Regions from separate parts of the Mus musculus genome. Here region 1 is linked to region 2. The links are chromatin loops, found by intact Hi-C in ENCODE. Cell type or tissue: heart. All regions are shown on one strand. Each heading gives the region's core, and the rest is flanking DNA. Links, peaks and the distances in the headings are about the cores only.

Region 1 (8,000 bases), core at 1-8,000, 180 kb after region 2:
ATCTGTGCTAGTCCATTATAGCATCCACGCACAAATACTTGCTCTGTATTTGTTAAAATGAAATCCCTGAGATATACACACATATACATGCAGACCAAACACCCATACACACAAAACCAAACCCAAAACCACAGGACTGTGTTACCTGCAGTCTTACAGAGCCCATTTTGGGAATCTCTGTGGCTCTCCAGAATACTTTAGACATTCAGCACCCGAATTTGCAATAAACATATTACTGCAACATGAACACTGCGTATTTTTGTGAAAGGTGAGGAAGAAAAAGTGTGAAATAGAAACAGGACTCAGTTCTCATCTTTGATGGCAGATAGTCAAGAGAAAGTGAAGTGGAGTAGTCAAAGATTTCAGAGGGCTGCGTCTGGAACAGGAAATGAGTTTAGCAGAAGAAAAGATAACTATTAAAAACCCTCTACTATAAAGTTTAGGATATTTCTTGTCTCTGTAGACTCTGCAACATTGCTAAGTTCTGAGATGGAATAATTTTTTTAAACAACCACATATTCACACTCCCAAGGTCAGTTGGTTATTACTGAAACAATCTGAAGGTACTGTTGAAATTATTTGTTCCAAGTCTTGTTCCACTGGATCTAGCTCATTCTAAAGGATCCACGGCCTCTCCTTCCTCATGCAGACATTCAGTAAAGAGTGCTTTACTGATCTGAGCAGGTCAGAGTCACTAACGAGAACCAAGTAAACCCAAAGTCACCCAAGAGACAAGGCACACGACTGAAGATCTGAATGAGGCTCTGAAGGAACAAAAGGCAAGACTGCACACAGAACTACAGGCTATGGTGCCTGCAAAGGGACAAACTATGGAATGAGTAAAGTACCAAGCAAATACTTCTGAAGACAAATCAAGTGTGTAGGGAAAGGTGAGAAGAAATTTCCCAAGTCTTAAGGTTGGAAATCAGAAAATGAGAAATCATTCTGAAAAGATGATCCCCAATATTTTAAAAGATGCGGAGACAGTTGTTGGCTGGTTATTTCTGTAGCTGCTGCAATATTAGGGCTAAAATGTTCTTCTGGGAACTCACTGGAGACAGCTAAAATCAATATGGATGAATCTCAGAGGAAACAGAAAGGTAGAAAAACCAATGCTTATAAATGACGCCTCCACTGACGTCTGCAGATGGAAGCTACAAGAAAAGCTCAGAGAAAGGACAAAAACAGAAGAGGAAAAAAGCAAAACAAAAAAAAAAAAAACCCAGCCCACGTCACAAAGACAAATTAGAACAGTGCCACAGAAGCCAACATGCAAACACACGAAGCATTAGTCAACGGCGTCTGACACGCAGTGTCTATTAGTCCTTCTCCTTTCATGAATGCCCAATAAACCCTGACAGCACAGACAAAAAGGACACATGTACCCTTTGTTTAGGATTCAAAAGGGGGCAAAGTCATCTTTAAAAAGACTGGATGATACTGCATTTCCCCATGGCAAACCATTCAATGATCACTGCTGCCAATGTATGTTAACTTGCAACTCTAAACTACCTCACTTAGGGTACAAGAGGCTCTGGGTTCAGTATAGCACAGCACAGAACACAGCACACAGCACATAGAACACAGCACAGCACACAGCACAGCACACAGAACACAGCACACAGAACACAGCACACAGAACACAGCATAGTACACAGAGCACAGAACAGTACAGAGAGCACAGCACAGAGCACAGAATAAATAGCACACAAAGCACAGCACACAGCACAGCACACAGAACACAGCATAGTACACAGAGCACAGAACACAGCACACAGCACATAGAACACAGCACAGCACACAGCACAGCACACAGCACACAGAACACAGCATAGTACACAGAGCACAGAACAGTACAGAGAGCACAGCACAGAGCACCGAATAAATAGCACACAAAGCACAGCACAGCACAGCACAGCACAGCACAAACAATTCCCAAACTGCCTCATCTGAAGTGTAGTTCTAAATTTAGGGGTATACTAATAATTTTCCAAGGCTCAGGGGGAAAATGTTGTTTCTCTGGTTATTAACATCATAATGTTAATCCTAGCAAATTGGTAGTTTCCCTAAGACACAAATTAAAAATACAGTGCATAATAAACAAAGATGATGCCTATGTTAGAAACTATCAGGACGCATAGACAGCGGCTAGAACGGTGGAGAGGAGAGGCTGAGAGGGCTGGAATGGAGGGTAAAGGCTCGCTCATCACTGGTCACTGGGCTCCATTTTGAGGCACACATGTCCTGGAGTGCAAGATAACCACAACACAAATCATGTACAGTGCAAGTATAAAATGCCATGAAAAGATTTAAAATTTTTCCATTATAAAAGAAACTACAAAGTCTTGACATCCATGTTTATCCTAATTTGGACATTACACAACATGTTTGCCCAAACCAGTTCCAAGCATGATGGTACATGCCTGTAATCTCAGCATTTGGAAGGAAGAGCCAGTGTAGAATTCATGGCCAGCCTGAGCTACATGTCAAGTCCAGGCCAGCTTGGATTGTCAAGTGAGACTTTACCTCAATAAACAAACTGATCGTTTTTCAAATATGTACAAGATTTATGCATCAACTTAAAGAATTAAGGCTGGAAACACAATCAGAATGATGTAGGAGACAGTTTTTGGCAGCGCTTCTGGTTTTTAAAAGTCACAGTCAATTCAAACATGTCTGGTGTAAAATTAAGTATACATAACAGATGTATACATCTGTTAATTAGCAGCTTCTCTAGCTTAAAAACTACTTTATATGTACAGGCTTTTGCATGCATATATGTCTATGTACTATGTTCAGGCTGCTGCCTATAGAGGCCAGATGATCCCTGGAATTGTAGTTAGGAATGACTTACTGGGAGCTGCCACCTGAGAGCTGGGAACAGAACCCAGGCCTCCTGGAAGAGCAGCAAGAGATCTTAACTGCTGTCTCTCCAGTCCCAGTTTTTCTAGCTTTATTGAGAAGGAAAAATAAATACTATATAAACATTTTTGGAAACACCCCCCCCCACCCCTGCCGCCAAACAAAACAAAACAAAACTCCAAGGGAATTAATGAGACTCACCATTTTACAGAAATGACACTGTGGGTTCTTTGATCCTTGCTGTTTTAGTATTAGAAATGAATACAGGTTTCTCTAATATATTAGTTCCTTCAGGACTTAATATGCCATATTTATCCTTTTCAAAAGTTATGTTTAACTTTAGTGGTAATAAACTTTTTTCACATATATTTGTTAAGAAATCTTTTTAGATTTGTCATCATGGTCTTTCTCAACCATGCAAGGCAGTTGCACAATAAATTTGTGAAACTTGAAATTTTCGTTTAATATCTCTGAAGGCTTTAGTTAATTCTAAGGTGCACATTTAACACTTGGCCACTTATAATCTATGATGCCTTTTAATTTACAGCATTTTCCCCTCTGATGCCTTAGCTGTCTTGAGAAATGCTACCCTAGAAGTCTTCAGTTTTGTTTAGGATCCTGTAAAGACTTTCGGATGTAACTCCGATGTTGCAATAACATGTACAGCACATCAAGGTAGCCTCTGATTTTTCATAAACGCTAAGTTGTCAAGCACTGGCTTGGAATTGAGGAGACTGTGTGCGTCAGCTCGGTTTATGACGTTCTTGGTGCTATTAGTCCTCTTGTGGGTTGTGCCATCTCTGGGCTGGTAGTCTTGGTTCTATAAGAGAGCAAGCTGAGCAAGCCAGAGGAAGCAAGCCAGTAAAGAACATCCCTCCATGGCCTCTGCACCAGCTCCTGCTTCCTGACCTGCCTGAGTTCCAGTCCTGACTTCCTTTGGTGATGAACAGCAGTATGGAAGTGTAAGCTGAATAAATCCTTTCGTCCCCAACTTGCTTCTTGGTCATGATGTTTTGTCCAGGAATAGAAACCCTGACTAAGACACCAGCCTTATGCGTGCTGGGAATCAAACCCAGGGACTCTGGAAGAACAGTCAGTGCTCTTAACCACTAAACTGTCTCTCCAGTCCCTGGTATAATAGATATACCACGATCCTCAATCATCAGCAGGTAGAATTATAAGAAATATTCTATTTTGGGTGATTTGTCCCCTAGATATTCACTTGAAAGAAAATATAAACTCATTTTACATTAGCCTGAGAAAAACAATTAGAAAGAGTCTGCCCCAAGCTCCTATTAGCACCCAAAATTCAAAAAGGAAGACTTTTTGATGGTTTTCTGTTATCTGCACTGTTCTCAGTAAAGGAAGTGGGCATCAATTAAGATGAGGGTGCTCTGATGAAACACTAAAAATGGCTATCTTGTTTATACTATGCTAACTTATTCTCAGAATTTGTCCTGAGCTAAGATGCTGACTAAGAAGTTCAAGTGCTTGCTGTTCTTCTGGAGGACCTGACTTTGGTCCCCACGCCACACAAGGGGGCTCAGAACTGCCTGTAACTCTAGCTGCAAGGAATTCATTACCTTCTGGCCGCCACAGCTCCTACATAGATGTGGCTGATATAAACACACACATATAAATAAAAGTAAAATAAATCTTAAAGTATTTTTTCCTTGAGTTAAGAGTGGTGGTACATAGCAGGAGGACCCTGAGTTCAAGGTCAGCCTTTGCTAGTTTGTAATCAACATGAACGCCACCAGACCTGTCAACCACTGACTTCCACACTCACAAGTCACATTCCATAGTCCTGTGAATGCATCCACACAGACACATCGATGCACAGGACCTTCAGACATACACATAAGAAGAATGTTAAAGTCTTGTAAAACATTAACTCCATGCTGGGGCGAATCTGTTTCAGGCAAATTATAAGCATCACTTTTTCTTTTTTCTTTTTTTTTTTTTTTAAAGATTTATTTATTTATTATATGTAAGTACACTGTAGCTGTCTTCAGACACTCCAGAAGAGGGCATCAGATCTCATTACGGGTGGTTGTGAGCCACCATGTGGTTGCTGGGATTTGAACTTTGGACCTTTGGAAGAGCAGTCGGGTGCTCTTACCCACTGAGCCATCTCACCAGCCCCAAGCATCACTTTTTCAATAGCTAGTATAAATTACGCAGAAAACCCCATTACTTCACAATGGTGTGACTCTCTACTGTTGACTCACAGCAGTGAAATGTTTTAAGAACTATTTTGTTCAATACACTGAAAGTTTCCACTATCACAGACTCTGGAAGGCCCAAATGATATGAGGTGAATAAGGTGGATTAAACATAGACTATTTCTCTGCAGGTGCGTGCACCTACACAGGTAAACACTCATGCACACAAAACATGCAAAATATTGTTTCATAGAAGAAATCAGATGTACTTGCACACCCTGGACTGTCATTTGGATCTGGAAGGCATTAAAGACCTGGTCTCCAGCTTGGCACTATTAAGAGAGTTGCCCAAAACTTTAAGGAGGGCCTGTTAGTGAACTGTGGGTCACTGGGGCTGATGCTATAAGGGGGCTGACCCACCACAGAGTAAACACCACTGCTGCCTCAAGGTAGTAGGTTTCTGCCCAGTATAGAACAAGAACTCCAAGACTCTCTGCACAAGCCATTCTCCCCATTAGTCAATTTCATCCTGGCTTCTTCCATTGACAGAAACTTGAATAACACCCCAATAAACTGAATGATATGGATTTTCACACAGTGAACACAGTACTATATTAGGATTACATACAGCCTGTGCATACAGACTCAATCATTTTAGAAGCAAAAGACAACATTTAATAGAGGTTTCTTCCAAGCTCCTGGTTCTAGCATTTTGCACTTAAGACTGGGTAAACCATCTGACCAGACCATCTCAAGCCTGACAGAGCACATAGGCTCCTGTTTTCCCCTTGTAGAAAACGTGTCTTGGAAATGCGAGGTGATGGCACCTCACTAAAGCCTTCTGTGACTCTAACTCCCTTTGCATCATTACTGTACTCACTGTACTAGAATCCTTTCAGAAGAGCCTGCAGGAGGGGTCAGAGGACCCAAGGTTCAAGGTCACCCTTGGCTACACAGCAAGTCTGAAGCTAGCCTGAGCTATGTGAGACCCTACTTAGAACAACAATGACAAAACAAAACAAAAAACAAAACAAAACAAAACAAAAAAAAGCAAAACAACTTTGCTTGAATCCCTCATTTTTAAAAATGATCTTGGAGAGCTGGGGCGATAGCCTAGTGCACAGGGTTACCAGCATCCACTTTAAACGTCCATGCTTACACAAACAACCCCAATCAAACTCAGTGGGTAGGAAAAAAGAAGCCCAGACTTGGCAGAGGATTTGCTGGGATGAGGGTTCAGGCTACAGCTCCACTGATAGTAGACACTACTTGTTAGAGGTCTGGGCAGCTCCTGTCAGTGCCAGCCAGAGCGCATGGATCTTTGGGACACATCAGAGATCCAACTGACAGTACAGGGGAAACAAACACAGCTGGCTTCTATGAAGTGATTAAAAATGTTTGATTCTTCTTTTCATGTTTTATGTGTACACATTAACCTCTGTAGGCACATGTGCATGCTAAGAAATAAGGTGATTTTCTATAATCTCTTTCTTTCTTTCTTTCTTTTTGGTTATTGATCTTTTGAGACAGGGTTTCTCTGTGTACTCTTGGCTGTCTTGGAACTCACTCTGTAGACCAGGCAGGTTTGCAACTCATCGAACTGCCTGCCTCTGCTTCTGCCTCTGCCTCTGCCTCCCAAGTGCTGGGATTAAAGGCGTGTGCTAGGTCACTTTACTCTTAAAGTACTGTCTCTTAAACCCAGAGCTTGCCAGTACCAGCTAGGATGGACAGCTAGCTTGTTTCTGGGCCCTCTACTTTTAGCGGCTAGAATTCCAAGTAGTCTGCCACTTCCACCTGCTTATATGTGTCGGTTTTGGAAGCTGAACTCTCATTCTTCTGACTGCTAAGCAAAAGTTCTAACTGCTGAGCCCCTTCTCCACCCCCGTCCTGCCAATATTCATAGACATTTCTCCTCGCCGAAGGCCGTCAGTTCTGGAGAGCATGCTTCTCACTCTGTGGAATAGGGCACAGGTGGAAGCCACCTAGCAGCAATAGCAGTCAAGACTATTCTTCCAGGTTTGAGCGCGTCTCAATCCCTCTCCTCAAGCCTCTTCGTGTCTTCAGACTCTGCAGGTTCCTCTGCGGGTAGTGCTCTATTTGTGCATGGTCAACTCCTCTCATAACGAGGAAGCGGAGACCCACTCTCTCCCTCCCAGGTATCCAGTTGAGGTTTCTGGAGCAATACAGCAATACTATGATGCATTGTTACACTGACAGCTAATGGATGTGTGCTTTGTGTTCTTGTGCTTTGTAAAAGTTTCTAAGGTAACCTCTTAGGATCATGACTTTTAAAGAATATAAAGGTATACTGAAACAGAAAAGATCGGGAACTTCTAGGATACAGTAAGGAACAAGTCAGAGACATGCCCAATTCTAAGCAAAAGGAAAGGCCTCTTCATCGTCCTTCATATTTCCTACCACCAACCCAGTCTACAACTTTCAGCTTTCTAAAGCTTGAAGAAACCCCATGAAAGGCGCTATAAATAGCAGATTCAATTCTCTAGAGTGATCCAGACAAATATCTTGGGATGGAGCATCATGGTTTTTATATACTTGGTTGCTAACTGGAAATTTCTATTCCAGATAACAAGCAAGAATTCTTGATACAGTCACATTTATGTTCTGAAATACTAATTTCACTCTATTTGCATGAACACCACTTGAGTTACAGGGGAACCAATGACAGCATCTTTACTATCTTGAAAATTCTCCCAACAGAACACTCGGTTCATGAGCCAAAAGAACATGTTCAAAGGTAAGTTTGTTCTGTTCTCTAAGGGTGGAATCTCCATTCTTACCTTTGACTACTTGTTTCTAAGCATCTCAGGTACTTATTAGGGATCTGTCTGCTTAACACGCCAAAGCACCAGGAAAGCAACCAACTCAAAGTACACACCTCCTCATCTGAAAAGTTGTATTCAGCCAAATACATTTTAATACATTGTAGGAATTAATTATTTAAAGCTATTTCTG
Region 2 (16,872 bases), core at 3,418-11,417:
TGCAACTGCGGAAACAGCTCAGCTCACCGGGTCTGGGAGGGCAGGACTTGGGAGGTGGAGGCAAGAGGACCTTGAGTTTGAGGGTAGCCTGAGGACGAACTTACACCCCCGTCTCAAACAACCCAAACCACCAAGCAAAAAACCTAAAACCCCAACCATGACATCGCCTCCCCCTTCTTCACCTCTACCGCTATCCACAGCACCCGCACAGAGCTCCATCACAACACGACCACGCCTTTCGGAAAACACCACGCTCTTTCAGGTTGACTAAACCTGGGTGAGTGAGATTCCGGCTCTACCACTCTTAGTTTTCTGATCCAAGATAGGTTGACTTGTGGAGAGTTCTCTGCGCTTACGATGTACAGGTCGTCTAATCTTTGGGGGACTTGGGTTCCCTCCAATGCAGGGAAGGAAATGGATTCAAAGACACAGAGTTTTATTGCTTTGTGACTTAGTAGGACTCACTGCAGGCAGGCAGGTCCAGGATCTCTCTTCCCATTGGCGCATTCTATTTGGAGCCAGGATCTCTCTTCCCATTGGCACATTCTATTTGGAGCCAGGATCTCTCTTCCCATTGGTGCATTCTATTTGGATCCAGGATCTCTCTTCCCATTGGTGCATTCTATTTGGAGCCAGGATCTCTCTTCCCATTGGTGCATTCTATTTGGAGCCAGGATCTCTCTTCCCATTGGCGCATTCTATTTGGATCCAGGGAAGGAAAGAACACGGATCTTGACTTGGTGCCAGTTCCATTTTCAGCCAAACTTCAAGCGTAGGCGGGTCAGGTGCATAGTTGTTCCTTGCTTTGGCGCCGCCTGCTGGAGACAGAGACAAAGTCGCTTAAGGCCCAGGAGTTACATTATGTTGTGGACAGACATCCAAACCCCTCTACAGTCAGCTATTGCTGTCAGTGGGGGCTCTGGAAAGGTTGAAGCTCTAGCTTCATCATTTACCATCACTCTGAGGCCGGTGGAAAGGAAATCACCTCTCTTTGCCTCTGTGTAGCTGTAAGCTTTGGATTGGCTTGGTTCTCACTCCTTGAGTTGTTCAAAGGTCTGAGATATGTTAGCTGAGCACTTACGGTGCCTGGGAAACAGTGAATGCAGTGCATTATGGGAGCAAGTGGTGGAGCTAAGCTGTTCCCCTCATGCAAGCCAGGGTCCCAACATCCTCATTTTCCCACTGGCCAAGGTTCCTTCCACAATGCTGTACCTCCCGTAGGTTGTACCACTTCCGACAGTACCACGGGACAATGCTCTACCTTCTGAGGTCAAAGCTTTCAAACAAAGACGTGGCCATTGTGGGGGACATAGAAGATCCAAACTACAGCACACTCCAACTAAAAGGAGAGCACCGTTTCTCCCTCTGAGCTGTTTTAGCTCTCATGGTTACTGACCACATTCTGGCTAGGCTCCTGCTTCTCACTGCCTGACATTTCCCCTGAAGCATGCTTCCCCAATTTTAACAGGATGCAGCCCCCCCCCCACACTGCTGCTTCCAAGAAGACAGTTCCTGACACTTATCCTTTTTAGGGCACACTCAAAAACCCTTTGACTACAGCATTATTTCTTCTCTAATTTATTCCCAACTATATGTTACATATTAACTTGTTGATTCCTCCTTCTCCTCCTTCTTCTACTTTTTTGGTTTTTTGAGACAGGGTTTCTCTGTGTTGCCCTGGCTGTCCTGGAACTCACTTTGTAGACCAGGCTGGCCTCGAACTCAGAAATCTGCCTGTCTCTGCCTCCCAAGTACTGGGATTAAAGGCGCGCGCCACCACCGCCTGGCTAGAGATGCAGTTTTTTTGTTTTTGTTTTGTTTTTTATCTGATGGGAATCAGAGACAGAAGAGCAGGTCCTTGGTGCTCTCTGGGCCTTGATTCTTTTCAGCTCAGAGGTGGGGCCAGGTGCTCCAGCAGTGAGTCGGTGTCTTGTCGAAAGGGAGCTGGCCCCTTGGTTTCCAGAAAGGTCCACTCAGGCTTCAAAGGCAGGATGTGAGGAAATGCCTTGTTTTCAAGTTGAATATGAACCCAGCACATACGAATTCTGATCTCTTGGGAGGACCTCTTTGTGACTGAGAATCAGGCTCTCAGTGACTGTCCTCTGAGGGTCCGCATTTGAACTTAGGGTGTGAGGGTGTGGCTAAACCCACTTTCATGTTCTGGGTCTCCTAGGACAAAAGCAAGGATGGTTGGCAGATGGTGTACCTGCTGTTCCGCACTGCCTGGAGGAAGGAACAGGGGCATCTGACCAGAAAAGGGACCGGAATTGTGGGCTCTCATGTGGAACGTGACAGAAAGGATGAAGTGTAGCCCAGGCAGGCTAGGGCCTGCCACGTGTCTTCAGCAGCTTAGTATGCTGCTGTGTCCTGAACAGCTCCTGAGCCAGGCTGGGCAGTGCTGAGAGCTCTTGCTTATGTGTACCCTGGAGCTGCTGTTAGGATGGCTCATGGTTAAGTTTCATTCTAAATTGGTTATAGTAAAATTGTACGGAAGGGGAAGCTTTCTGGATTTTAGAAACAAATCCCCACGGACTTCCAATGACCCAGTTAGAGCTCCCTCTTGGCTTGTGAGCCTACTGAGGGGCTATCAGGTTAAAGGATTTTCTGTTTGGTAATTTTTCACGAAATTTCCTCTCCCCTTCTTTGAATGTGTATGAATATATGTGTGTGCATGTGTGCCTGTGTCTCTGTGTGTGTGTGTCTGTGCATGTGTGGCTGTGTGTATATATAGAGCTGTATATATGTGTGTGTGTCTATGTGTCTCTGTGTGTGTGTGTGTGTGTGTGAGTGTGTGTGCCTGTGTATATGTGTGTCTATGTGTGTGAGTGTGTGTGTGTGTGCCTGTGTATATGTGAGTGTGTGTGCCTGTGTATGTGTGAGTGTGTCTCTATGTGTGTGTGTGGTCAGGATGTCCTGCAGGAGTTCTGTTAGCATGCACAGGGCTGTGCACTCCCTCGAGTTAAACAGAGCCCACAGCCCACCAGGGGGAGGCCTGAGCAGGGTGTTTTCTGTGTAACAGTCCAGGCTGTCCTAGAACTCCATCTGTAGACCAGACTGGCTTCGACCACACAACCTGCCTCTGTCTCCCGAGTGCTGGGATCAAAGGGGTGTGCCGTCACAGCCCGCTTGCTAATGAAGACCAGATGCTGCTAATGGCCTGAAAGATCCTGACAGAATGTAAAAGGTCACAGAAGCCCTGAAACTGGCAAAATAGATTTAATTGTTAGCAGAACTAGCTTCACTGATTTAGAAAAATAGAGGTGCACAATGCTCTGGCTGCTCTTTGAACACATGTGTCTGCCAATGTTCTGACCGTTCCTTGAATCCATGTGTGTGCCCACTGCTGCACCTCACTGCCAGGTGTTTGTGATATTGGTTGCTGAGAAAGAGTCAGAAAATCTCCCCAGCAACCACAGCTGGGGCCAATCCGGGGTGCATCTGCACCAGACTCTTTCCTTGTACCCCTCCCATACCCATTTCTTGAGAAATCATTTTAGAATAGACATTGTTTAGATTGGGAAATCCCCTATTCCCCTCTTCTCCTTCCCCCCCCCCCTGAGGGCCTATAAAAACTGGGACCCCTTCCCCCTCGGGATCGACTCTTCTACCCCTGCATGGGATATGAGTCGTCCCCAGAGCTCTGGCTTTCCCCGAATAAAGCCTCCTGTGGTTTGCATCAAGTTTAGTCTCTCTTGAGTTCTTGGAGGGTCCACTATTATCCCGAGACTTGAGTGAGGGTCTCCCTTCGGTGGTCTTTCATTGGGGGCCAAGAATGCAAACTGTGAACACAGGCACAAACGCGGAGTCCATAGGTGCTACCCTAATGTTGCCACCATGGCCCTGTTCCTTTTTGCTGAGTTGTTGTAAACCTCACCTCTGAGCATGCTGTCAGCGGTGAGGGGACAGAGACAGGGCTACACATTGTCACCCTGAATAACCTTAAGAGTTCCTCTAATGTTTTAGGAGCCTCCACTCAGGCCAAACTGGGATTGGTGGCTTCAATGCAAAAAAGAATTAAGCCAGGCGTGGTGGTGCACGCCTTTAATCCCAGCACTCGGGAGGCAGAGGCAGAGGCAGAGGCAGGCGGATTTCTGAGTTCGAGGCCAGCCTGGTCTACAAAGTGAGTTCCAGGACAGCCAGGGCTATACAGGGAAGCTCTGTCTCGAAAAACCAAAAAAAAAAAAAAAAAAAAAAAAAAAAGAATTTCAGGCCCAGGCAGTTTGAAGCAGTGTTGAAGATCTTTTTAAAGATATCTGAGGCTAGGACATTGTGGGGTAAGGAAAAAAGAAAGACTCACCCAAGTGTGAGTGTGGGCTCCCCAAGGGAGTGTCACAGCAGTAAGCATGTGTACGTGTGGTTCCCAAGGGACATCTTAGAAGACTGCTTTCCCCTTTTCCTTTTGACACCTGGGACTGTGAGGCTTCAGGGGCAGCTCAGTTGGAATTATAACTTGGTCACATAAAACTAGATGCCATTAAAGTTGTTCAAGGGATTTTCGGGGCGGGGGGAGGTGCATGCCTTTCTTTGTAGAATCAGGTTTCTGGTGGATTCCTAGAAGATTCCAGAAGAGAGGAAGACGGTTCTTAATTGTGAAGGAATTCTTGTTGGTTTTTGTTGTTGTTGTTCTTTGGGTTTCTTGTTTTGTTTTGTTTTGTTTTGTTTTGTTTTCTTTCCTCGTGAGAGGCTTTAGCCAGACTTCTTGATGTCACGGTTAGCTTTAGTTGTCACCTTGACAGCGAGTTCCCAGCAAGCAGAGAAGAACCACAGCTGAAGAACTGCCGTGATCTGATTGGCTCTGTGAGGTGTGTTCTTAATTGCTATTTGATGTAGGAAGGCCCCACCTACTGTAGGCGGTGCTAGTGATAGAACCTAGTGGGGAAACCCCCACTCAATTCCCGATTCGGCGGGCACCCAAAGAATCATGAAAAGGCCTTGATGTAATTACACGAGGTCGTTTAATGACGGAGCTCCGGACCGACATGCATCCCACACAGGAGATAACGGATGTCGGCCACGAGGCTCGAAAGCTAGGGGGTTTTATGGGGTAAGGGGTTTAGGGGTGTGGAATTCAGCATAGCGACACACTACTGCCTTATTCAAACATCAACAGAAAAATTACATGTACGTGCAGGGTGTCAGAGTTCTGTGAGTTGTTGTCTCAGTTCAGATAGCCCTGTTATGTCCTCACATTCCTCTTTATCTTTAAGGTTAAGCTGTTCCCAGGAATGTTTTAACTACGGGGCATACCCGGGTTTGTTTTTCTTTTTTCTCAGTCCCAGGCAGCCTCTAGGCTCACAAACAACCAGCAATTTCTGAGTAACTTTATATGACTTACATGTCTTGAAATTTCATCTTTCTTTCACTAGCCCCCTGTAGGCGGTGCTGTCCCTACGCAGGCAGACCTGGGCTGTTTAAGAATGCAAACAGTGAACAAAGGCACAAACAAACCTCTGCCTCCATAGGTGTCCACTCTAAGGAGCCAACCCAGTGGGTGGCTGTCTTCCATGGTTTCCGCCTCAGTGTCCGTTTATGCTCCTGCCCCGGCTTCTCTTGGTGATGGACTGTAACCGATAGCCAAATAAACCTCTCCCTCCCTGCGTTGCCTTTGGTCACAGTATTTATGACAGCAAAAGAAAGAAAACTAGAACACCAGGGAAGGAACTGCTCTCCTTTCTCACGTCTCCATAATTTCCCTGTCTTCTAACTCAGTGTCCTGACTGAGGACAGGAGATGGAAGGATGTCTAACCACAATAACCACAAAGGGATATTACCACAATGCTCTCTGGAATGTGCAGATAGGCTCATTCTTGAAACTCTTTGAAGTCACAAATTCCCGCTTTGCCTATTAACACTGCCTATTAACTAGAGAGGTTTGTTGTTGTTGTTTTGTTTTGTTCTGTTTTTTGTTTTTGTTTTAAAGACAGACAAGTAGCTAGGTGGTGGTGGTGATTCACACCTTTAATTGGATCCAGCACTGGGGATCATGAGGCAGATGGATCCCTGCGTTAGAGACCAGCCTGGTCTACACAGTAAGTTCCAGGACAGCCAGGGCTCCGCAGAGAAACCCTCTCTCAAACAGCAACAACATCAACAACAGTAATAAAAATTTTAAAATGAAAATTAAAAATAAAAGAAAGATATGCAACTGAAAGTTAAATAGTGGTTAGTAAAGACTGGAAATTAAATATTGGAAAAGATTAGGGGTAAAAGGAGAAGGGGGGGTTTGTTGGATGTGATCCATTCTCCTCATGTGAGATGCTTCACTGAACACTGTTAACCCGGAATTAGTATATGCTGATAAATACAAGGCATAGACCTGGTGACTCTCTCTCTCCTGCAGGACAGTGTGTGTCTGGGCATTCCATCCACTCTTGGCGTAGGAAGGTTAAAATCTTGTGTTGGACTCCTGCCTAGGCAAAGTGTCATTATCAGCCACCTCAAGAGGCTGCACGAGATATAATTGTCACTAATCGTGTTTGCAGTCACAGGGAAAAGCATACTGGGTAACATAAGCAGATGACCTCTGAAGTTTTCTCAGGAAATTCCAAGACAGAATGACAGCTCTCTGGATGGAGCTTTGGGAAGTCTTCTAGCCTGGCTCCTCTCCTGAGGCTGTAGGCACACTCTTTGCCTGATTGCTGGCACCTAGTTTTCCAAGGTACCATGTGGGTCAGGGAAGGAGGTGCTAAGAATAGAATCATTTAAACACCGGAGGGCACCGTGTCATTAGCAAATCAGTAGCAGCCATTTCTGGGGTTAAAGGCATACTCTACGGTTATAAGTTTTTGGTTGAATTTTAGAGTTCTGAGTTAACAGGAGTAGTTGTTATGTGTTACTGAACAGTTAATATATTTATTTTAAAAGCCTGTATTTTCGGGTTAGGGAGCGAGGAAGAAAAAGGAAGATGTAAGGAAAATAAGGACACGCTCAGACTTAGCTCCACTGCAGAAAGCTTGCTGAGCCTGCACCAGGCCCTAGCTTCAGTATCCAGCAATGCAAAAGGGCAGAAAAGGGAAGGAAATAAATAAGTAGGAAGAACTGAATAAAAGATATCAAGTGGAGGTCTGATGTGATTGGTGCTAAGGCGAGGTCTTGCTTCTTGCTGTAGTTTCTCCTGACTCCTGGTTTTTGTATTTCTCAGTTTGGAGTTTTACTGTATAAAAGAGGTCCCAGCTGGGCGTGGTGGTGCACGCCTTTAATCCCAGCACTCGGGAGGCAGCACAGGCAGATTTCTGAGTTCGAGGCCAGCCTGGTCTACAGAGTGAGTTCCAGGACAGCCAGGGCTACACAGAGAAACCCTGTCTCGAAAAACTAAACCAAACCAACCAACCAACCAAACAAACAAACAAGAGGTCCCTTTTCCCACTTCATCTTTTAGAGAAAGATTTATTTATTTTTATTTTTGAGTATGAGTGTTTCGTCTGCATTTATGTCTTGCACCATGTGTATGCAATACTCATGGCAGCCAGAAGAGGGCACTAGATCCCTTGCAATAGGCTTTAACAGATGGTTGTGAGCTGTCATGTGCATGCTTGGAACCAAACCTGGCTCTTCTTGAAGAGCAGGAAGTGCTCTTAACTACTGTGCTGTCTCTCTATCCCCCACTGAATTATTTATTAAGCTATTGAATTATATTAAGTGTGGAGTTACAGGTATTTATTTTATGGCATCATTTTTCCTATCATTTGACCTGTCCACTGTGTATTGGTTCACAATTTGTGTGTGTGTGTGTGTGTGTGTTGGTAGGTCAGAGGTCAACTTCAAGTATCTTCTATTGCTTTCCACCTTAATTTTTTTTTTTTTTTTCCAGACAGGGTTTCTCTGTGTAGCCTTGGCTGTCCTGGAACTCACTTTGTAGACCAGGCCGTCCTGGGACTCAGAAATCCACCTGCCTCTGTCTCCCAAGTGCTGGGTTTAAAGGTGTGAGCCACTACCACCCGGCTTCACTTTAATTTTTGACATAGGGTTTCTCACAGAACATGAAGTTTGACATCCTGGCTAGACTTGTAAGTCCCCAGGGAGAATCTATTTGTTTTTACTGGCCACACCCTAAGAACTAGAGTTATGAGAGCATGCCACCACAACCTAATTTTATGTGGAAGCTGAAGATCTGAACTCAGCGAACCCTCTCCTCAGCCTTCCCTCTTGTGTTTTGAGATGGGATCGCTCACTAACCTGGAACTTACCCATCTGGCTGGTCTGGCTGGCCACTGAGCTCCCAGAGATCTGCCTGCCTCTGTCTCTCCAGCACTAGGGTCATCTTTGTGCGAATGCCTGTATGTGAGTATGTGTGTATGTGGTGTGTGTACATGCATGTGTGTGCTAGAGTGTGTGTGCATACTCATGCATGTGTGCTAGTGTGTGTGTGTAAGGTATCGGTCAGTAGTGGGTGTTTTTTCTTGACTGTTCTCCATCTGTATTTTTTGTTTTTGTTTTTTGAGACAGGGTCTGTATTTTTTTTTATTCCCACACAATATGCTTTGTTTTCTCCCCTCGCCTCCCCTCCCCTCCCTTCCCTTCCCCTCCCCTCCCCTCCCCTCCCCTCCCCTCTCCTCTCCTCTCCTCTCCTCTCCTCTCCTCTCCTCTCCTCTCCTCTCCTCTCCTCTCCTTTCCTTTCCTTTCCTTTCCTTTCCTTTCCTTTCCTTTCCTTTCCTTTCCTTTTCTCTTTGTTTTTGATTGGGTATTTTCTTTTCTTTTTTTTTTTTTATTAGGTATTTTCCTCGTTTACATTTTCAATGTTATCCCAAAAGTCCCCCATACCCACCCCCCCAATCCCCTACCCACCCACTCCCCCTTTTTGGCCCCGGCGTTCCCCTGTACTGGGGCATATAAAGTTTGCAAGTCCAATGGGCCTCTCTTTGCAGTGATGGCCGACTAGGCCTGATTGGGTATTTTCTTTATTTACATTTCAAATGTTTTCCCCTTTCCAGGTCTCCCCTTCAGGAACCTCCTATCCCATCCCTCCTCTCCTTGCCTCTATGTGGATGCTCTCCCTCCCACCCACTTCCATCTTCCCTCACTGGCATTCCCCTACACTGGGGCATCAAACACCTCAGGCCCAAGAGCCTCTCCTCCCACTGATGTCCAACAAGGCCATCCTCTGCCATATATTTGGCCAGGACCATGGGTGGCTCCATGTGTATTCTTTGGTTGGTGGTCCAGGCCCTGGGAGCTCCAGGGGGTCCAGCCTGTTGACACTGTTGCTCCCTCCATGGGGCTGTAAACCCCCTCAGCTTCTTCAGTCCCTTCCCCAACTCCCCCATCGGGGACTCCCGAGCTCAGTCCAATGGTTAGCTGCAAGCTTCTGCCTCTGTCTTTGTCAGGTTCTGGCAGAACCTCTCAGGAGACAGCCTTATCAGGCTCCCATCAGCAAGCACTTCCTGGCATCCACATAACATCCGGGTTTGGTGGCTGTATATGGGATGGATCCCCAGGTGGGGGTAGTCTCTGGATGGCCTTTCCTTTGTCTCTGCTCCTTGTGGTGGCACACACCAGTAGGGTCATGCAGGAGGCATGAGTTGGAGGCCAACTTGGGCTCCACCTGTATTTTTTAAGACAAGGTCTCCTACTGAAACAGAAGCCCATCAGTTCAGCTAGGCAAGCTGGCTAATGATCTTCAGGAACCCGCTTGTCTCCACACCACCTCCTCGTTTTTTGGGTGTGATTCTATTCTTGGTTGTCAACTTGACTATTTCTGGAATTAACTAAAACCCGAAATGGCTGGGCACACCTGGGTGGGATTTGTTTTTTCTCAGTTAAATCATTTGAAATGGGAAGACCCACTTCTAATCTAGATCTTTGAAGTGGGAAGATCCACATTTAACCTGGGCCACGCCTTCTGCTGGCAGCCCATATAAATGACACGGAAGAAGGAAGTTCTTCCTCTGCCTGCTTGCTCTCACTAGCGAGTTCCTTCCTTCCCTGGCATTAGAGCCTGCTTCTTTCTGATTCTGGTGTATACTGAAGACCACCTGAGACATCTAGTCTTGTAGACTAAACAACTGCTGGACTTTGGACCTTCTGTTTGTACACAGCCGTGGTTGGACTAGTTAGACCAGAGCCTGTAAGCCATTCTAATAAATCTTCTTTATACATACATACATACTACATTCTGTACATATAGCATGTGTACATATACAGAGAGATTGTATATATATATATTCATCCTATAAGTTCTGTTCTAGAACTCTGACACACTGGGGTTGCAGGTGTGTGTGAGGACACATCCAGCCTGTCACATGGATTCTGGGGACCTGAACTCAGGCCCTTATGCTTGCACGACAGGCTCTCTATGACTGAGCCATCTCCCCAGTCCCATGATTCCTTTCTTTGTAAGCAAGTTACATAAAGAAAAGGCAGCTCTGTCTGTCAGAGGAGATACTTCTGTAAGATTTCTTTCCCATCCCTTGTGTATCTCCCATGTCATTACATCGGTATGGAATGACATATTCACTTTATGCTTTCAGATATGGCCTATGACTGAAACCATTTATTTTACTAATCACATTCTTTCCATGTTCATGGTTTCAAGATCTTTTTGTTGTTGTTGTTGTTTTGTTTTGTTTGTTTTATGAGACAGGGTTTCTCTGTGTAGCTCTGGCTGTCCTGGAACTCACTCTGTAGACCAGACTGGCCTCAAACTCATAGATCCCCCTGCCTCTGTCTCCCAAGTGCTGGGATTAAAGGCATGTGCCACCACGCACAGCGGTTTCAAGTTCTTTTAGCTTAGTTCTTTTTCTTTTTAAAGATTTATTTATTTATTTATTTATTTATTTAATGTATATGAATACTGTAGCTGTCTTCAGACGCACCAGAAGAGGGTATCAGATCCCATTACAGATGGTTGTGAGCCACTATGTGGTTGCTGGGAATTGAACTCAGGACCCCTGGAAGAGCAGTCAGTGCTCCTAACCACTGAGTCATCTCTCCAGCCCCCTTAGCTTAGTTTTTGTATCTTTTGTCATGAATTTATATTTTGGGACACATATCTTATCTGGCATAACATGCTCAGGATCCTTTTATATTTCTCTTGTCAGATTCTAGATGAGCCATATCTCCAAGAAACCAAGTTTATCTTGTTGATGTGTAATAGATCCAACTAGGTAATCAGCTGAGCCTACTCTAAAGCCTAAGGAGCTTGCTGTGCAGGCTTGATGATTACCAGTTCAATCCCCAGAGCTCACAGAAAGGTGGAAGGGGAGACCTGACTCCAAAACATTGTCCTCTGACTTCTCCATGTATGTCATGGTAACTTCCCCTGTATATACACCATGCTCACAGGTGCACACATGCACACACACACACACACACACACACACACACACAAATACACTAATAAACATTTTAAATGTTATCCTCACAAATTTATTCTAGATTGACAGACAAGTTTACATACTTGTGTAATATAGTGTAAGTTGACACACGTGTACATTGAATAACAAGCAGATCAGAATGATGATCATGTCCTTAGAGGACAGGGAGAGATTGGTAATTGTGCTGCAAACTGGCCTCAGCCGGCCCCTCAACCCACAGGAGAATCAGGGTACCAGTACATCTTGCGCGCACCGGACTGGCCAGCAGTAACGACGCTGCAACAGGATCCTTCTGCATACGTTTATTGGGAGAGCTTGATTGCAGAGGCGAAGAGACCCTGAGCCCAGAACTGGTGCTGCTTCTATAGGCCTAGGAGAGGCGTGTTTCACACCCGGATTGGTTATGCACTAAGCCTCATTTGCATGTTCCTCATCTGATTGGCTACTCTCTCTCTGTGTACCTCACAGAGCCTCATTATCATACCTCATTTGCATGTCTCACATCTGATTGGTTATACTCCCAAAGCCTCATTATCATGCCCAGGCCAGGCAGTGTCTTTGCAAAAAACTTTACTGCATATGTACACATTGGTTGTTTGTCCAAACTTATACGTGGTGGCCAGCAGTAGTCAGTGCCACTCTGCAACGGCACATGTGGCTTCCCACAAGTACAGGTGAGCAAGGAGTTGGTGGATGACAAACAGACATGGACACCAGAGAGAGTGCTATATCTGAATGTAATTTCTCAAAGCAAGCACCAAACTTATAATACAGAAGAAAAATAAGAAAGCTAGATGATACATCAGCCAAGGTACATTGAGATGCATAATGGTTCTTTACACAAAACAGAGAAAATGCATACATAAAAGCTGGCAGGAGGGCTGGAGAGATAGCTCAGCTGTTAAGAGCACTGACTGCTCTTCCGAAGGTCCTGAGTTCAAATCCCAGCAACTACATGGTGGCTCACAACCATCTGTAATGAGATCTGATGCCCTCTTCTAGAGTGTCTGTCTGAAAACAGCTATAATGTACTTACATAAAATAAATAAATAAATAAATCTTTAAAAAAATAGCTGGCAGGAACCAGGCAGTGTTTACAACTGAGATAGGAACAACCCTATCTAAAATCAGCTATTCACAGGAACCAGGTGAAAGGTCTGATGCAATGCTAGTCTACTGTTAAACCCACCACCAGGGGTCCCTTAGTAAATACCTAATTATGCTTTTCCTCTGGGCCTAGTGAAAACATGCACCAGGGGAATTCTGTACTACAACCCTTTCATGAATAATACTTCAGTTCCTCCTAAAACCACAACCCACTTTCTTTCTACTATTATGTAATGTAGGCTGCCATTCATGTCTGTAATGAGAATTCTAAGTATACTATTTGAGCCAGCCCTGAGATTACTAGCTCCTATCCGGCAACTGTGAGATGCCTGATTGCTGTCAGCACTGGGGCATTTTGTCTGAATAAGTAACATTCTCACGAAATTCCAAGCCCAGGGTCAGCTCAAGGACTGCCTAGGACATGGGTGAAGGCCAGGGAGTAAAGTTCAACCTGATTTATGTATTTGTAAGATCATTTCTTGGAGGCACCTATAATAAAACAATACTGAAAGAAAGCACACAGATCCATTCACTGACTAACGCAGTGACAGGTTTGGAGCATTCATGCCAAGGTTCCAGGAGACTGAGTTCCCGTGAAACTCGGGTCTGCAACTGTGTCCCAAGATTTTGGGCCTGTCATGCAGTCTTCACTGGACTGGGTGTGACATAGTGTGCTGTGTTTTCTCCTAGATTATATATTCAGGCCTCACATAAAAACCATTAACCCATTTCTGCTAATTTTTAGGTATGAAATAAGGGTCCAGTTTGATTACTCTGCCACTGTCCTCTGGACCATTTGTTCAAAATAGTGTCCTTTCCCTGTTGTGTATCTTGTCAAAGGTCAGCTGAGCATGTATGTCTATATTTTTGGGGTTTTGATTAGTGTATGCATGTTTCTTATTATTTAAGAACCACAATGCTCCAGTTATTATAGCTTTATGATATATTTTGAAATCAGGAAACTTATCCTCATGCCTTTGTTCTGTCTCATGTCTTTTGTTTTGCTCATTGAAGGCCATTTTAGTTCATTTGGACTCTTATCTATGAAGATCACAGACTGAATAGTTCATAAAGTATAGATATGTATTTTCTCATTATTTTTAGATAGCAGGATTTCCAAGGCTGACATCTGACAAGCGTTCTGATATGTGAAATCTGAGTCTGATTCACACAGGAAGAACTCTCATTGGGGAATAACTTCTCTTCCTCCTTCTTTCCCCTCCCCCTTTCCTCTCTCCCCTTATCTCTCTCCTGCTTCCCCTCTTCCTCCTTCCCCTCTTCCTCCTTCCCCTCTTCCTTTCCCCCTCCTCCCCCTCTCTTCCTCTTTCCCTCTCTCCTTCTCCCTTTTCTTCTTTTTAAAAAAGATTTTTAAATTTATTTTATGTATATGAGTACACTGTAGCTGTACAGATGGTTGTGAGCCTTCATGTGGTTGTTTAGAATTGAATTTAGGACCTCTGCTCTCTCCAGTCAACCCCACTCACTCTTGTCGGCCCTACTCTGGCACAAAGATTTATTTATTATTATACTTAAGTACACTGTGACTGTCTTCAGATGCACCAAAAGAGGGCATCAGATCTAGTTATGGGTGGTTGTGAGCGTGAACTCATGACCTTCAGAAGAGCAGTCAGTGGTCTTACCTCTTAGCCTCATAGTGTATAGATCATAATATATAGAATTTTGATTCATGATCACAATCATGATAATAATCCATGATAATAATTTACATACCTAGTTATTGAACTAAAGGCCACCATGACTACTGACATATTAAAAGTGTTGAAAATTCTCATATATAATATGTGAGCTACTCTATGCTGTAATAATTCAGTCTTCCTTCGGACTACTAGAATTATTAGTAACTTTTATTATTTCAGAATGGCTTATGTTTCAATGGTAAACTATATATTTTTTGATGCTTATGCCAAAAGTAGGTTTAACGGAGAAAGCATTTCAATGTCTTTATTTTTATCTAGCCCAGAGATCATGTATGGTATGCCTTGATTGATTACCCTGAAGTCAATGTGCTAGTTCTTGTGAAGGAAGCTTGTTCATCACAGAATAATCAAATATTTACTGTTGGCCCTGTGTGTTTTTCAAACAGTTAATCATACGTTGTTCAGTACTGATGAACACCAAAGGACTGAACGTGGCATAACCACTGGACACAAACATCTGGACACAGCGATGGGTTGGGTCATTATTCCACATAACTCTCCAGGAGGAGGCAATGGAATCCAGACAGTACGTGACCAAAAAGAAGCTCACTAGCAACAGAATGTTCCGGACGGCCCTCTGCTCTGGGGATGCTTTGCGGGAAATGCTGGTGTTGTGAAGGTACTGACACTGCCTTTTATGTCTGCACAAGACAGTCACCATGTATATACTTGAAAGTACCATGAGCCCTACTAGAGAGGCATCCCGGAAGGCAGCCAGTATAGAAAGTAAGTGTCTCATGGTGTCACTAACAACCCAGAGAGAGCAGGATTTAGTGACCAGTATGAGAATGTGTGAGGTCACATTGTGGGCGGCCACAATGGAGTTTGAAAAAACATTAATGGACATGTGGAAGGCCCACAGGGAAAGAAAGCAGCACAAGTTGTGCCAGAGGGAGTTAGGTTTGACCTTTGCCAAACAGGAACTTCTGGGGCTGAGGAGGATGACCTGGAGGACGCTCAGGTGACATGTGGCACAAATGGAGACACCCCTCATCAGCCTGTACAAGGAGATCACTGATTTACATGTGAAGTCATCCCAAAACCCCTGGGACCCCAAAATGTCTGTAGCCATGGCAGCCATGGCCAGCAGCATCACGATGTGGCTTAGAGCCAGGACACCAATGGTTATGTTGATGGGCTTGTGCCTGAGTTCCTGAAAGAATGTGACCACGTGGGAGAGCAGGAGGATGGTGTTGGCTGAGACCCCAAAGACAATTTCAGAAAAAAAAGCATTTCTTATGCCATTGATATTGTATACTGGGTCGTTTCTGTTCATCTTATGGGGGAAAGGAACACACAAGGACACATCTGAAAGCAATGCAAGAAAAACCAGTTATTACCCACTGCTGTCGTTATCCATCTCAGCCCACACTATGGCTGTCTCGGAATGGATAAATCATGGTGTAGCCTGATCTGATCCTCATGTTCTCCAGGGACCATCCCCTCTCCCTTCTCCCCTCTCCTCCCCTCTCCTCCCCTCTCCTTCCCTCTCCCCTCTCCTTCCCTCTCCCCTCTCCCCTCTCCTTCCCTCTCCCCTTTCCCCCCTCCTTCCCTCTCCCCTCTCCTCCCCTCTCCTCCCCTCTCCTTTCTCCCCTCCCATCACTTTCTGGTCATGGCTGAATTCTATATCCTAATACTTGTTCCTGCAGTACATGTACTTTCTTATACTACAAAAATTACCATATAGTAGAGCAGATCTTACCTGAATAATATATATATATATATCTTTTTTTTTTTTTTTTTTTTTTTTTTTTTGGGCAACAGCAATGTCTTGCTTGGCTTTAGCCCTCCTCTTCCTCCTCCTTTTCTTTGAGACAGGATTTCATGTTGCACTGGCTAGCCTCGAAGACACTATGTAGCTAAGAGTGATCTTGAATTTCTAGTTCTCTCCTCCAGCACGCCCCCCCTCCCCGCCCCCCTCCCTGTCAGGTATGTACCATTATGGTTTGTGTGGTGCCTGGAATCCAACCCAGGGCATTGTGCCTGTGAGGTGAGCACTCTATCATCTGAGCTCCACTCTTAACTCCTCAATCTGCTTCCTCCCTCTTGATGTCAGTACAAAGTAACAGTTGTATCTTTTTGGTAGACTTAAATGAGGAAGTAGCATAGAAACAGAAATGAGGTCTTCCAAGTGTCAATGGATCAGATAACTACTTATCAGTATTAACATTATTGCTATTAGTATCAGTATTAACTTTATTCTAGCTGATGTATTACTAGAACAGATCTTGATACATCAACAGAAGGAATGTTGGTCCCTGTGGACTGATTCACACTGGTTGAATGAACATCCATGATCTGCTATACTATGAGAATGATCTTAAGTAGCCTATAACTCCAAGGTCCAGTCATCGTTTATATGAGAAAAGATGAGCTATACATACCAAGCTTGAGAGTGTTTCAAGTCTGTGATGATGTCTATAAAAAAGCAGCGATTGCTTTTTATTATTGTGTAGTTTCTCATACATGTAATGGGATATTTAGTACAGTTCTTTTAATAGTTGATCAATTCAGTCTCTGTTAAAAGATACAAAAGTTATCAAAAGCTTAGAATGGAATATAGTATCTGGTAGAATTTTAGATTTTTCCACTTTAACTTCCCAAGGTGGGACAGAGATTTCACATGGGTGGTGTTGTTGCTATTGTTTTGTTTTTAAATCATCATGCCAGAGTGACTAGTTCATTTGAATACAATCCAGCTATTAACTGGTAGAAACACAGGTTGATCAATATG

What was found. Hi-C counts contacts between places; a loop is a spot of excess contacts. Peaks named below come from ENCODE experiments on the same cell type or tissue, not always from the same donor. Only the 100,000 strongest peaks of a DNase experiment are listed, where the experiment ranks them.
Region 1: a loop joins it to region 2, with 2.4 times the contacts of the local background. A loop is called at or near these places in 7 of 42 quality-filtered maps.

What each region holds. Positions count from the first base shown.
Region 1 is chr1:182,330,687-182,338,686 of GRCm38, forward strand. The region is part of intron 1 of Fbxo28 (F-box protein 28); the gene reads right to left. Among named protein-coding and RNA genes, the nearest start is that of Fbxo28, 6.9 kb to the right of the region's middle. In heart, for the core only: no CTCF peak of the experiment used is centred there; no DNase peak of the experiment used is centred there.
Region 2 is chr1:182,142,685-182,159,556 of GRCm38, forward strand. It overlaps Vmn1r1 (vomeronasal 1 receptor 1), which reads right to left and starts at 15,414. Exons shown (of 1, transcript NM_001166728.1): 1 at 14,494-15,414. The coding sequence starts at 15,414. The coding sequence ends at 14,494. In heart, for the core only: a CTCF peak has its summit at 7,470 (motif pointing right); no DNase peak of the experiment used is centred there; H3K27ac peaks cover 700 bases.